3 separate regions of the Homo sapiens genome follow, and regions 1 and 3 are each linked to region 2. A link is a contact called in ENCODE Hi-C or POLR2A ChIA-PET data. All regions are on one chromosome and are shown on one strand. The core of a region is the stretch at or near the end of the contact, and the rest is flanking DNA. Distances in the headings are between cores, read along the strand shown. Region 1 holds the start of TMEM41A-DT (TMEM41A divergent transcript). Region 2 holds the start of FXR1 (FMR1 autosomal homolog 1). Region 3 holds the start of SENP2 (SUMO specific peptidase 2).

Evidence for each region. Hi-C counts contacts between places; a loop is a spot of excess contacts on that map. ChIA-PET counts read pairs that join two places held with the same protein, here RNA polymerase II (POLR2A). Pooled maps may share reads with other maps.
Region 1: a loop to region 2 is called in a map of CD4-positive, alpha-beta T cell, with 8 times the contacts of the local background. The contact joins the promoter of TMEM41A-DT here to the promoter of FXR1 in region 2. A Hi-C loop is called at or near these places in 2 of 168 maps with a recorded cell type or tissue (CD4-positive, alpha-beta T cell and naive thymus-derived CD4-positive, alpha-beta T cell) and 5 of 50 pooled maps.
Region 3: a map of ascending aorta shows a loop between it and region 2 (6-fold over the local background). The contact joins the promoter of SENP2 here to the promoter of FXR1 in region 2. A Hi-C loop is called at or near these places in 2 of 168 maps with a recorded cell type or tissue (ascending aorta and naive thymus-derived CD4-positive, alpha-beta T cell) and 9 of 50 pooled maps. POLR2A ChIA-PET finds 5 or more read pairs at or near these places in 1 of 52 experiments (naive thymus-derived CD4-positive, alpha-beta T cell).

What each region holds. Positions count from the first base shown.
Region 1 is chr3:185,497,276-185,501,481 of GRCh38, forward strand. TMEM41A-DT (TMEM41A divergent transcript) reads left to right here and starts at 1,874. Exons shown (of 3, transcript XR_924792.3): 1 at 1,874-2,495. TMEM41A (transmembrane protein 41A) reads right to left here and starts at 1,760. Exons shown (of 5, transcript NM_080652.4): 1 at 1,568-1,760. The coding sequence starts at 1,686. RefSeq lists a silencer at 1,742-1,881.
Region 2 is chr3:180,910,298-180,914,260 of GRCh38, forward strand. FXR1 (FMR1 autosomal homolog 1) reads left to right here and starts at 2,373. Exons shown (of 17, transcript NM_005087.4): 1 at 2,373-2,439. The coding sequence starts at 2,389. RefSeq lists enhancers at 1,364-2,019, 1,835-1,984, 2,555-2,644 and silencers at 2,004-2,298, 2,305-2,404.
Region 3 is chr3:185,583,562-185,587,745 of GRCh38, forward strand. It overlaps SENP2 (SUMO specific peptidase 2), which reads left to right and starts at 2,734. Exons shown (of 17, transcript NM_021627.3): 1 at 2,734-2,953. The coding sequence starts at 2,853. RefSeq lists enhancers at 973-1,592, 1,593-2,211, 2,212-2,830, 2,324-2,373, 2,414-2,813.

The DNA.
Region 1 (4,206 bases), core at 624-3,123, 4.6 Mb after region 2:
GGTGCTAAACAGTCATTAAGTTCCCCTTTAGCTCTGGGATTTTAGAATCTGTTCTTAAGAGGCAAATGGATTCATTTCCAGGCAAGTTCTAAATGTCTCAAATTGCCTTCCTTTCAAGGACACTGCCTCCCCCACAAACCAAGAACAATTCAGACTTCAAACTGTTCCTGAGGTGCCAAGTAAAACGACTTTTTAGCATTCACTATAAAGCCAATTAGAGATTCTTCAGGAAAGTATATCTATCCCATAGGATAAATGTAACTTTTTTGATAATATGTCAGGCTTGAATCGAACCCTTTCAAAGAGCCTACTATTTAACTCTGCTCTTAATCTGGTCCTCAATGCACTTTGAATCCTGCCCAAGGGTTATAGTAGCAAGGCTATCTTGCCTCTGCCATCTGAACAGTCCTTGAATCCATCACTGATTAATCATGAGCAAACCCTCCTACTTCTCACGAGAGTTTCTCTCGGTATGTCCGACACCCACAGCAGAGCCTTCTTAGCTACAGCAAAAGAATACAGTAACTGAAAACAGCTGCCTTAATAGTCAAATATCAGTAATTCCCTTAACCACGCAATGCTGTACTAGGCACACTTCCATGCACTTTATAAAGAGTATGCAGCACTCACAAAAACCGGCCAGGTAAGTATTGCTCTGCCTCCTGCCTCGACCAGTCGTTCATTAGAAGGGGAAAAGGAGGCCAGGCGCGATGGCTCACGCCTGTAATCCCAACACTTTGGGAGGCTGAGGCAGGCGGATTACCTGAGGTCAGGAGTTCGAGACCAGCCTGGCCAACATAATGAGACCCCCCCCCCGCGTCCCTACTAAAAATACAAAAATTAGCCGGCCGTGGTGGCGCGCGCCTGTAGTCCCAATTACTTGGGAAACTGAGGCAGGTGAATCGCTTGAACCCGGGAGGAGGAGGTTAAAGTGAGCCGAGATCGCGCCACTGCACTCCAGCCTGGGTGACAGAGCAAGACTCCGTCTCAGAAAAAAAAAAAAAAAAGGTAAAAGTAGAGACAACCAGGAAGACGGGCAGAGTCGATAATTAATTCGTGAATAATTTAAAGTTGTCTATGCAATATTTCTCCTGAAGATCTAATGTCTAAAGTCTCAAGGGCAGACCTGACGTAAGTGGGGTGGGGAGGAGGAGAGACAGTTGAAAGTGGACTTGAAGAGGCTGGGGGCCCGCACGGGGGCGAAGGTGGGCTGGAAATGGGGCCCAGGGCTGGGACTGGGAAAGCAACGGCGCGGGCAGGCTCAGCGCCGCGTCTCCCTCGGCAAATCCACCCAACCAAAGGCACCGCGGCGTGACGCCCTGCACACCCTGCAGCCAGCACCACACAGGTCCCAGTCAGGCCCGGAGCCGGGCTCCCATCCACCCTTCTGTCCGAGACCGTGCGGACGCGGGCCCGGATACCAGACCCGGATTCCAGTCCGATAAGTGAACCTCAATTCCCAACGCCTCCGATACCGGAACCCGAATCTCCGAATCTCCGATTCCCAGCCCCGGTCCTCGGACCCGGCTCCCTTCCTCTGACCCGAACCCGGATTCCCGCCACGCACCTGCCTCCAGCCTCCTCGGTGGAGCCCAGTCTCCGCCCGCGGGGCAGTCGCGTCGACAGCAAGTACAAGGCGAAGGTGCAGCCGGCGAAGACCAGAAGGAGGCCGAGAAGCGGGCGCATGTCGGCTCCGCACCCCGGCCCGCGGGGCAGCCGAGAAGCTCACTTGCACTCCGGGACGCAGCGGCGGGCGGACTGAGCCCGCGGAGCACGTTCACTGACGGACCAGGGAGGGGTCCGCGCCGAGACCCGCCTCCGAACCAGGCCCCACCTCCTGAGCCAGGCCCCCGCCCCCGATTCTGACTCCGCCCTCTCTGTCCTTCGGTGGAGACTCCGGGAAAAACCTGCCTCCCAGTCTGCCCTCTCTCCGTCTGTCTGTGCTTGTTTTTCTACGTTTATCCCTGTCGCTTTCCCCACTTATTCTGCAGGCATGGCGCGCCCCCAGTGCCGGCTTGGTGCCAGGGCTGGGAGATCCGGGGGTGAATCGTGAGCCCGGCCCACAGCGAGCTTGCAGTCTAGAGATCAAGGCAGTCTTGTCCACAACCTGCTGTCACATAAAGCAAATGTAGCTGGTGTAGCACCAGGGGCTGCAATCAAGTGCGGTGGGGCGGCAATAGTGACCACGGAAATAATCAGAATTGCTTTTAATTCAGCTCCTACTATATTCCCGCATCCCTGAGCCTCACAATCATCCTCCAAGGTAGGTATTTTTGTCTTTCTCTAACAGATGAAAACTCTGAGTTTCAGAAGAATTAAATGACATCCCCCCAAAAGAGAGACAGTATAAGAATCCAAGTCAACCTGAGTCCAAAACCAGTGGCCCTTAACACTGTGTGGCTTTATGGAGGACATGGAGTTTAAGTTTACCTTCAAGGATGAGCAACACTTTTCTTCAAGCAGAAAAAGAAGGGAATGGGTGAACACGGTCCCAGGTAAGGCACCAGAATCCAGTTTCAGTGAAGCCTAAGGTATATGAGAAATAAGTGAGAATCTGGGGACAAACAAGAGTGCACTGAAGGCAGGCTAAGGAGTTAGATTTTTAATAATGTAGATGAGACACCAACAGAGGTGTTTAAGTAAGAGAATGATTTCGTTCCTGTTTTAGGATGTTCGCTTTGGCAGATGATTAGAATACGTGCTGACTTGATAGCCACAACTGTCCTGATAAGAAAGTACGCCGGCCTGGCTGGGCATGGTGGCTCACGCCTGTAATCCGAGGATTTTGGGAGGCCCAGGCGGGCGGATCACTTGATGTCAGGAGTTCGAGACCAGCCTGTCCAACATGGTGAAACCCCGTCTGTACTAAAAATACAATAATTAGCCGAGCATGATGGCATGTGCCTGTAATCCCAGCTACTCGGGAGGCTGAGGCACGAGAATCGCTTGAACCTGGAAGGCAGAGGTTGCAGTTACTTTCCCGACATTGCACCACTGCACTCCAGCCTTGGCGACAAGAGCGAAATTTTGTCTCAAAAAAGAAAGAAAGAAAGCACTCAGGCCTGACCCAGGACCACAGCAGTGGACATGGAGGGAGGAGGCTGGGGGTAGTTGGATTGGTATGATATGTCACTGAGTAAACGAAGGAAGGGACAGAAAGAGAACTCCAAAGTGTCAAAAGCCTGGACAACAGAGAGAAAGCATCCTTGTCCTATCATTTAAAGCACCTGTTGGGCCAAATAGGGAGCACCTTTCAGAATCCATGTGCACAAGATCTCAGCAATTCTACGTCCAAGAATGTAACCTACATCCAAGAATGTACTGGAATTTAATTCCACATCCAAGAATCCCCATAGGTAGCAAAGATGTATATTTAAGGGTATTCTCTCAGCTTTGTTTTTATGTTAGGAGATTGGGAACAACCTAAATGCCCATCAGCTGGTGACTGGCTAGGTTAACTATTCACAAATGGAATACTAGGTAGCCTCCTAAAAGAGGAAAGCAATTCTACATATCCTGATACAGTGTGGTCACCAGATAGATGGCTAAGATACAAATAAAACAAACAAGTTGCAGTGTTAGAGTATGCTATGTATCACTCCTTTTTAAGGACAAAAAGAGGATATACTTTAACTTTTTAAGATACCAAAGTATTTATTTATTTAAAATTTTTTTCACAGAATTGTTATAGCATGTAGAACCAAAAATTATTTACAAATGAAATTATTCAATGTCTGAGATTTGTGTCAAAATAATGGTATGGGGGTTTAGTGAGTAAGCATGTAGGTAGAACAAGATTGTCCATGAGCTGATAGTTGTTGAAGCTGGGTGATCACCTGGGTGTTTTATACTATTTGGGTGTTAAACTATTTTTTTTTCTATTCTTGTGTATGTGTCAAATTTCCACTTAAGAAAATGGGGGAAAATGGTGTCAGCCCTCCATTCCAGCTGAACACACCATGTTAGTTCATGCCCCATCACACCACTCTTCTAGCCATCTGTCAATCTTCTCTGCCTGGCAAATTTCTACTCTTTCATCAGGACCCAGGATAATTATCACCTTCTCTGAGAGGGCTTTTCCAACCCCTATAGTCAGAATCATTCCTTCTCTATGCTTGGGGCCCCCTGAGAAATGTCTCTAATCCTGTCACAAATACATATTCCAGTGTCATTATCCATCTCCCTAGTAGACAGTGAACATTTCCA
Region 2 (3,963 bases), core at 1,123-3,622:
CAACATGGTGAAACCCCATCTCTACAAAAAATACAAAGATTAGGCTAGGCGGGCGTGGTGGGTGGTGTCTGTACTCCCAGCTACTTGTGGGGCAGGGGGTTGAGGCGGGAGAATCACTTTAGTCCAGGAGGTGGAGGTTGTGGTGAGTGGAGATCAAGCCACTGCACTCCAGCCTGGGCAACAGAGTGAGACTCTGTCTCAAAAAAAAAAAAAAAGGAAAAAGAAAAAAGAAAGCCAGTCATAAAACAACACATATTCCGCGATTTCATTTATATTAAATATCTAGACTAGGCCAATCTATATAGGTAGAAAACAGGATAGTGATTTCCTAGGGCCTGGGGAGCTGGGGTTAAATCTAGAGTGAACGCTAACAGGTATGGGGTTATTTTTGCAGTGATGAAAATGTTCTAAAATTGACTGTGGTGATGGTTGCACAAATCTGTGAATATACTAAAAACTACTGAATTGTACATTATAAATGGGAGAATTATATCTAAAGAAAACTTTTTAAGAAAGCAAATGGGACATTATAATTCTGAAGGATCACAATGAGATACAATATAGAGTGTTAGCATAAGGTGCCCTTAATAAATGGTGGCTATTACTCATTGATGGGCATTTAGTTGTTTACATTTTTCTCATGATGATCAACACTTTAAAAAGAACATCCCAGCCCAGTGTGGGATGGCCAAGAGTTCAAGGTTACAGTGAGCTATGATTGTGCCACTGCACTTCAGCCTTGGCGATAGAGATCCTGTCTTAAAAAAAAAAAAAAAAATAGGCCGGGAGTGAATACATAGGCTGGGCACGGTGGCTCATGCCTGCAATCCCGAGGCAGGCAGATCATGAGGTCAGGAGTTCCAGACCAGCCTGGCCAACATGGTGAAACCCCATCTCTACTAAAAACACAAAAAGATTATCTGGGTGTGGTGGTGCGCGCCTGTAATCCCAACTACTCCGGAGGCTGAGGCAGGAGAATCACTTGAACCAGCAGGCGGAGGTTGCAGTGAGCTGAGATCTCATCACTGCACTCCAGCCTGGGCGATAGAGCGAGATTGTCTAAAAAAATAATAATAAATAAAATAAAATAAAATAAAATAAATATTGTAGTCCTAGCTACTCGGGAGGCTGAGGTGGCAGCATCACCTGAGCCTGGGAAGTCCAGGCTGCCACGTAATCACGCCACTGCACTCCATCTTGGGTAACAGAGTGAGACCCTGTCTCTAAATAAATAAATAAATAGAATATCCTGTACATAACAACAGTGAGCACTTTCACAGCCCTCATTTTTTCCCAGAATCTTCAGAGATGCAGACGTGCTCATAAAATGTTGTGTACATTTTATTTTTTTAGAATCTGAAAAACTGGGTCAGTGGGCGTTTCATGGGAAGTATAGAATGTTAGCAAAGTATCCTTTCTTAAGTTTTTCTGCGAAAACGGTAATAATGTAAGTATAACAAGGAGCACTTATAGTATTATTTTCCAAAGCCCTTGCTTAGGGAAGGAGCTTCAGTATTAAGTTGTTAAAATCCATACCCAAAGTATTTGTTATGCTTACAAAACTGGAGATGGTTCTGCTTTGATCCTATTTGCGGAAATTTGCATGCATTTAACAGAGGAAAACGTGGTCTCCTGCTCTATTAAGTTTGTCTGACTACTTTTAATAAGGCGAATTCACCTAAACTCTGTTCTAGGGTGTGAACACAATTACTTGCCCTGAAAATACTCAGTTTGACTTTTAAAGAGCTAAAGTGGTAACAGGTGGGGAGAGGGCTAGGCCAAATTGTTTGAGGGGGTGTGGAACTGTGGAATTTGAGTGAAGAGAAGGCCCAACTTTTTTTAAAAAAAGAGCGGGGCGAAATAACTTGGGGCACAACAGTATGTCTATTTTGTAGGCATCCCTCTTCCCCAGGGCAACTGGAGCCCAAAAAGTGGGTGAGAAAGCCATTCCAGGGCAGCCAGCACTTCCAGAAGTTTAAGGTCAGGATGCCGGAGCTCAGGGGAATGCCGATGCGCCGGGCAGGCTGTGCCTGGGCAGTTCATTCTGTGGCAGCTGGAGGCACTACTCGGCCGCCGCGGTGCGAACTGCGGGCACTGTGGGGCGGAGACCTAGGGGCGGGTCAACAAAGGTCGGGCGATTGTGTCTGGAGGCAAATCCGACGTAGACGGCGGCAGGCGGAGCCCAAAGCCGGTGATGCAGGGTGCGCAGGGATCCCACCTGGAGAGTCGGGGCGGCACGTTGAGACCCCAGGGGTGAAGGGCGGGGGATCCCAATCCCAGCCCTGTTTTCCCCTCCCCTTTCCCCGCCTCCTTCTCGCCCCTCCCCCCTCCTCCCCTCTGGTTGGAAAGTTTCTAGAATCTCTTCCCAGCGGCCTTTGCGGTTCCAACATGGCGGAGCTGACGGTGGAGGTTCGCGGCTCTAACGGGGCTTTCTACAAGGTACTGACCGTTTTGCCACTTTGTCGAGTGTTCTGGGTGCTGGAGCGCGTTTGAGGGAGGGTTGGTGGTCCCAGAGAGTGAGGTTTGGGGTCGGAAAGGCAGCCAGGCCAAAGCTCGAGGCCGCTGGATTCCTTGCTTCTCCCCCCTCCACCCGCGGTTTAACGGTCTCGGGGGCCGGGGCTCCGTTATGTTTTGAAACAACACGTCGGACACCTCTTGCATTTTCCTAGTTATGAACCCTCTTGGTTGCTAGTGCGGTTCTTGGCGGGCCGGTGGGAAGCAACTGAGTGGCTGCTGGGCGGCGGGAGCTCCTTCGGAGCAGGCCCGAGCTCTGGGAGGTGGGGGAGTCGTGAAAGGAGGCGGTGGGATTGTGTGGTCTCACCCGCTCCCCCGCCCCTCGAACTGGGCCGGGCGGGAGCTCCTCAGCCCGCTCCTCCGACCCCTCCCCACCCCTTGGGGCGGGTGTATCGCGGAATCTTTGGAATTCACCCTTGTATTTGAGTTTTGGGCCAACAAATCTTTAGTGTCTGAGGAGAATGGGGGTACCGGATTGAGGGTTAGGATCAAATACAGAAAAGCAGAAAACCTTGAATTGTGGCGGGTTGGAATATTTTTGCGGCCTGGGAAATTGGGCGGCGCCTTAGCCCCTCTATTACGGAAGAAAAGGAGAGTTGTGAGCTTTAAAGTAAGATTTAAAATGCGAAATGGATCAGGGAGATAGGTGGAGAGGTGACTAATTTCTTTATATCACTGCCCCTGTTTTTGGAGGGAGGTTTTGTTTTGTTTTGTTTTTTCTCCCACGAGGTTTTTTGTTTGTTTGCTTGGGAGGAAGGACATCCATTACTATGGAATCGGGGCTGAAAAACGTAAGAGGAATAGAGTAGAGGAATTTGGTGGGGCATTCAGCGTTCACATATCTGAAAATGAAATCCTAATAGTTTATTTTTTGCCACTATAGCGTTCTTTTCTCCTTATTTTCCCGAAATACGCCAGGTTGTTAGAAGATCAATACAGAATCTCCCCAGCTGTTGTCTGTCAGTCAATCTCACTAAGCCAGCATCTCAAATGTTTGAGAGTCTTGGCTATTTTTATGAAGGGCCTTCTTCTAATACATGAGTATTGTGCGTATGCAAAGTGAATTCTCACAGGTTTTCATTTCAGCGTACCTTTTATCCTATGGGTTTTTATTTTATTTGGCCACGATTTTCTATTTTCAGCATTTTGATTTTCTTTTCTTAGTTTACTGATTAGCTCTGTGGATTTGGTTTAACTGTCACGTGGTACCAGCATAATGGGGAATCACAGCGTATAAAGGATCCCCCTAAGCTTTTTGCAAGTTTAAATCTCCTTAGGTGGTAAACTTAAAGTAGGAACAGTGCCTGTTGGAAATGAGACTTTATGTTAATGCGTGAGTAGTTAACATTGACGTTCTCGGTTTAAGACTTGATGTCAGACCAATGACCTAGGTGAAATTTGAGTACATAGTTAATTGACTTTTGTTGTTATTGAAACCTGGTGGTTGCT
Region 3 (4,184 bases), core at 1,484-3,983, 4.7 Mb after region 2:
CTCGGCTTACTGCAACCTCCGCCTCCCGGGTTCAAGTGATTCTCCTGCCTCAGCCTCCCAAGTAGCTGGGATTACGGGCACGCGCCACCACGCCCAGTTAATTTTTAGTAGAGATGGGGTTTCACCATGTTGGCCAGGATGGTCTCGATCTCTTGACCTCGTGATCCGCCTGCCGCGGCCTCCCAAAGTGCTGGGATTACAGGCATGAACCACCGTGCCTGGCAGAGCTTGTAGTTTTCTGATTTATGTGTGTGTGTGTTTTTTAACTTGGAAAAAAAAATTGTTCTCTTAGGATGTATGATTCGTGTTTAAATGAAGACTGCTCTTTTATTTGGGAGAATCCTCTCCCAGTACTTGAGCGGGCTTCTTGGTTTGGCAAAGGCAAAGCCCAACTCTCAATAGTGAGTGGAAGGGACAGACGTAACTGAACTGCTTTGCACAATAATGCCAATGACTGTCTTTTGTTAATAGGAGTCCTGACTCTTGATTACATTTACGGGGAGTCCAGCCTGAAATAGTCGGGGTAGAGGTAGAGGGAAAAGTCCCTTCTGTTGGCAGCTTGCCAAAGGTGTTACGAGTAAAGGGATGGCCTTGAGGTGAAGGGAATTCCTTTGCGAGACAATAGGCCAGGGACTATAGATGCTACATAATCTAATAGCCACTTCTAAGTCTTCTCAGCTTTGTAATGCCCCAAACTTTCAGCAACAGCCTGGTTGGTGTTTGCTATGCTTAGGGGAATAAGGGAGGCGGGTGTGTCCACACTTAGGATTTGCTTCCATCCTCTAGGATATGACCCCAGCCCCCGAGGCCAGAGTGGTGGTAGCTTCAGGTGTGTGGCTGGTGATTCTGAAGCTCTAGGGGGTGGCTTGCAGCACAATTCTGGAATGCTACATATATATATATATATATATATATATATATATATATATATATATACACACATACACACACACACACACACATACACACACACATGTATTTATTTTATTTATTTATTTTTTGAGACAGAGTCTTGCTCTGTTGCCTAGGCTGGAGTGCAGTGGTGCAATCTCCGCTTACTGCAACCTCCACCTCCCAGGTTCAAGCGATTCTCCTGCCTCAGCCTTCCAAGTAGCTGGGATTACAGGAGTGTACTACCATGCCTGGCTAATTTTTGTATTTTTTTTTTTAGTAGAGATGGGGTTGTCTCACCATGTTGGCCAGGCTGGTCTTGAACTCCTGTCCTCAAGTGATCCGCCTGCCTTGGCATCCCAAAATGCTGGGATTACAGGCGTGTGCCACCACACCCGGCCTGGAATGCTGTCTATTGAGGAAAGGAAGAGGCTGTACTGGGGAGTGCCAGCGTTGAAGTTCAAGCAAGTGTAAAACTCTGGCCTTAACTGAATCACAAGTAGGAAACAAGTTAATCAGGAATGGATTTGTGGGGCATGAAAACCTTTGAGGATTCTTAGGATTGTTTGGAAGAGGGGACTGGATTTTCTATCACTAAATAGGGTGGGATTTGTTTTACAGTTGATAATTTTTTGATGGGGTGCGTCAGGGTCCCACTCTGTCACCCTGGCTGGAGTGCAGTGGCGTGATCACGACTCACTGCAGTCTCAACCTCCTGGGCTCAAGTGATCGTCTCACCTCAGCCTACCAAGTAGTTGGGACTACAGGTGCGTGCCACCACACCCGGCTAATTTTTGTATTTTTTGTAAAGATGGGGTTTTACTATGTTGCACAGACTGGTCTCAAACTCCTGGGCTCAAGCTATCTGCCCACCTCAGCCTCCCAAAGTGCTGGGATTAAAGGCAGGAGCCACCGCGCCCGGCCTATAGTTGACAATTAACTAGAAGTGTGACATTGGAATTATAGAGGGAGAGTAACGAGACTCATTACTTACTAGCCCAGGGTAGGAGACATTAGTGGGCCGCAGGTTTCATCCTTAAATTTCTGTGAAGCCTTTCTTGAGGACATCTGCCCTTTCCTTCTCTCCCTCAGTGTGTGGTTTTCCTTTCTCTGGCTCCCACTGCACTCTGCACATACCTTTATCACAGCAACCACTTACGGTGTATTGTAATTTGTAATTATCTATGTACATGTCTCCAAGTAGACTGACCTCAAGGGCGAGGGACTGGCGCTGGTACTCAGACCCCGGGTTCAAGTTCCAGCCACGTCTCTAGCTAGTTTTGTGATCTTAGACAAATAACTTAATCGCTCTATGCCTCAATTTCCTTGACTTATAAAACTGGCTTAAGACTCTCTGTCACACGCCATTGCTGGGCATATTAAGGTGACAATGCGTGAAAAGTACGAGGCAAAAGGTAAGTGCAAAATAAAGGGCGCCTAAAACGGTAAACGTGTGTTAATTAACCTGATCTACCTTTACATGTGCATTCAGCAAACACTGAGCACCTAATGTCCTCTGGGACCCCGGAACGCCTCCTCCGGAGTGGAGCAGCCTCACATGTGGCCTGTGGGCCTTGTCCCACGGGCCGGCTCCGGATTGGCTCCGCCGAAGAGAAAACCCTGCCGACAGCCCTTCCGATCTCGTCAGCGATTGGGCCGGGACCGTCCCACAATTACTCTTGTTGCTGGGCTCGGAAATAGGGAGCGGTGCTAGGTTGCGCGTGCGCAGATTGAGAATGGAGCTTTCCGGTCGGGCGGGAGGAGGTGACGTCAGGAGTGGTGGCGGGCGGGGGCCTCTGGTAGCCCTGGGGACGCTGTATCTGTGGGCTCTTGAATCGCGTCACAAATCAGCGACCGAACTCTGGCGGTGGTGGTTAAGACGGCGAAGGCGGCAGCGGCGGCGACAGCTCTGGGGTTTGCGTCTCGGGGTGTGTCGGCCGCCGCTGCTGCTTGGGCCTGGTATGTACAGATGGCTGGTTAGGATTCTCGGCACCATTTTCCGTTTCTGCGACCGGTCGGTGCCCCCTGCCCGGGCCCTCCTGAAGAGGCGGCGCTCAGACAGGTGAGACGAGAGGGGGCTGAGCGCCAGCCTGGCCTTACCCCCTCCCCCACAGCGGGCTCCTCGGCCGTGATAGCTTTGATTCAGCCAGGCTCACCCGAAACAGGTCGCCGGGATCCTAGTGACGTAGTCGCTCCCGCCAGGCTGTAGGGAGGCAGCTCCTGATGAAGGAGGAGCTGGTCGTCTTCGTAGCGGCCGGTGATGGCAGGGTCTTTGACATTCTTGTCAGAGGCCAAGCTGGTTGCTGATAACAAATGGGGCTTTGCCGCTCTTAGGCTGAACACTAACATTGAAGGAATACTGTCTTTGTTGTGGCTCACTGTTTACAAAGCACCCTCGCAAGTGTCATCTGCAGACATTAAGTGCAGTTGAAGTGAGATTCATAGCTTGCCCAAAGCCGTTTTGACTGCAAGTACTGTCCTTGCAGCAAGAAACAGCACCTGTTTTGTTCCAAAACAGCTGTCAAACAGTCTGTGTGTTTGGGGCCAGAAGGGTTTTGTGCTTTAGAATTAGTGAATGAGTAAAAAGGCTTAGGTGCCTCACTCCTTTAAAACAATCACTAGTCTGTACTCTTAAATTCGGTTAAAATTTGGGGGAAACGCAAAGCTATTCTTTTCTTTTTTTCTTTTTCTTTTGGTTGAGACGGAGTCTTGCTCTGTCGCCCAGGCTGGAGTGCAGTGGTGCGATCTCGGCTTACCGCAACCTCCGCCTCCTGGGTTCAAGCGATTCCCCTGCCTCAGCCTCCCAAGTAGCTGGGATTGCAGGTGTGCACCACCACGCCTGGCTAATTTTTGTGTTTTTAGTAGAGATGGGGTTTCACTATATTGGCTAGGCTGGCCTTGAACTCCTGACCTCAAGTGATCCGCCCACCCCAGCCTTTGGAAGTGCTGGGACTGCAGGCATGAGCCACTGCACTCAGCCCCAAAAGCTATTCTTATTTAGCATCTACTCTTTGGAGTGTCCCATTTTATTGTATCGACCTCCTTACCTAAAAATCTGGAAAATAAAATACTATACAAATTCTATGCCCCCTCTTCAACTTTAGTGATCAAGTGTTAATTTTTTTTTTTTTTGAGAAGGAGTCTCGCTCTGTCCCCCAGGCTGGAGTGCAGTGGCGCAATCTCGGCTCACTGCAAGCTCTGCCTCCGGGAGTCACGCCATTCTCCTGCCTCAGCCTCCCCAGTAGCTGGGACTACAGGCGCCCGCCACCATGCCCGGCTATTTTTTTTTTTTT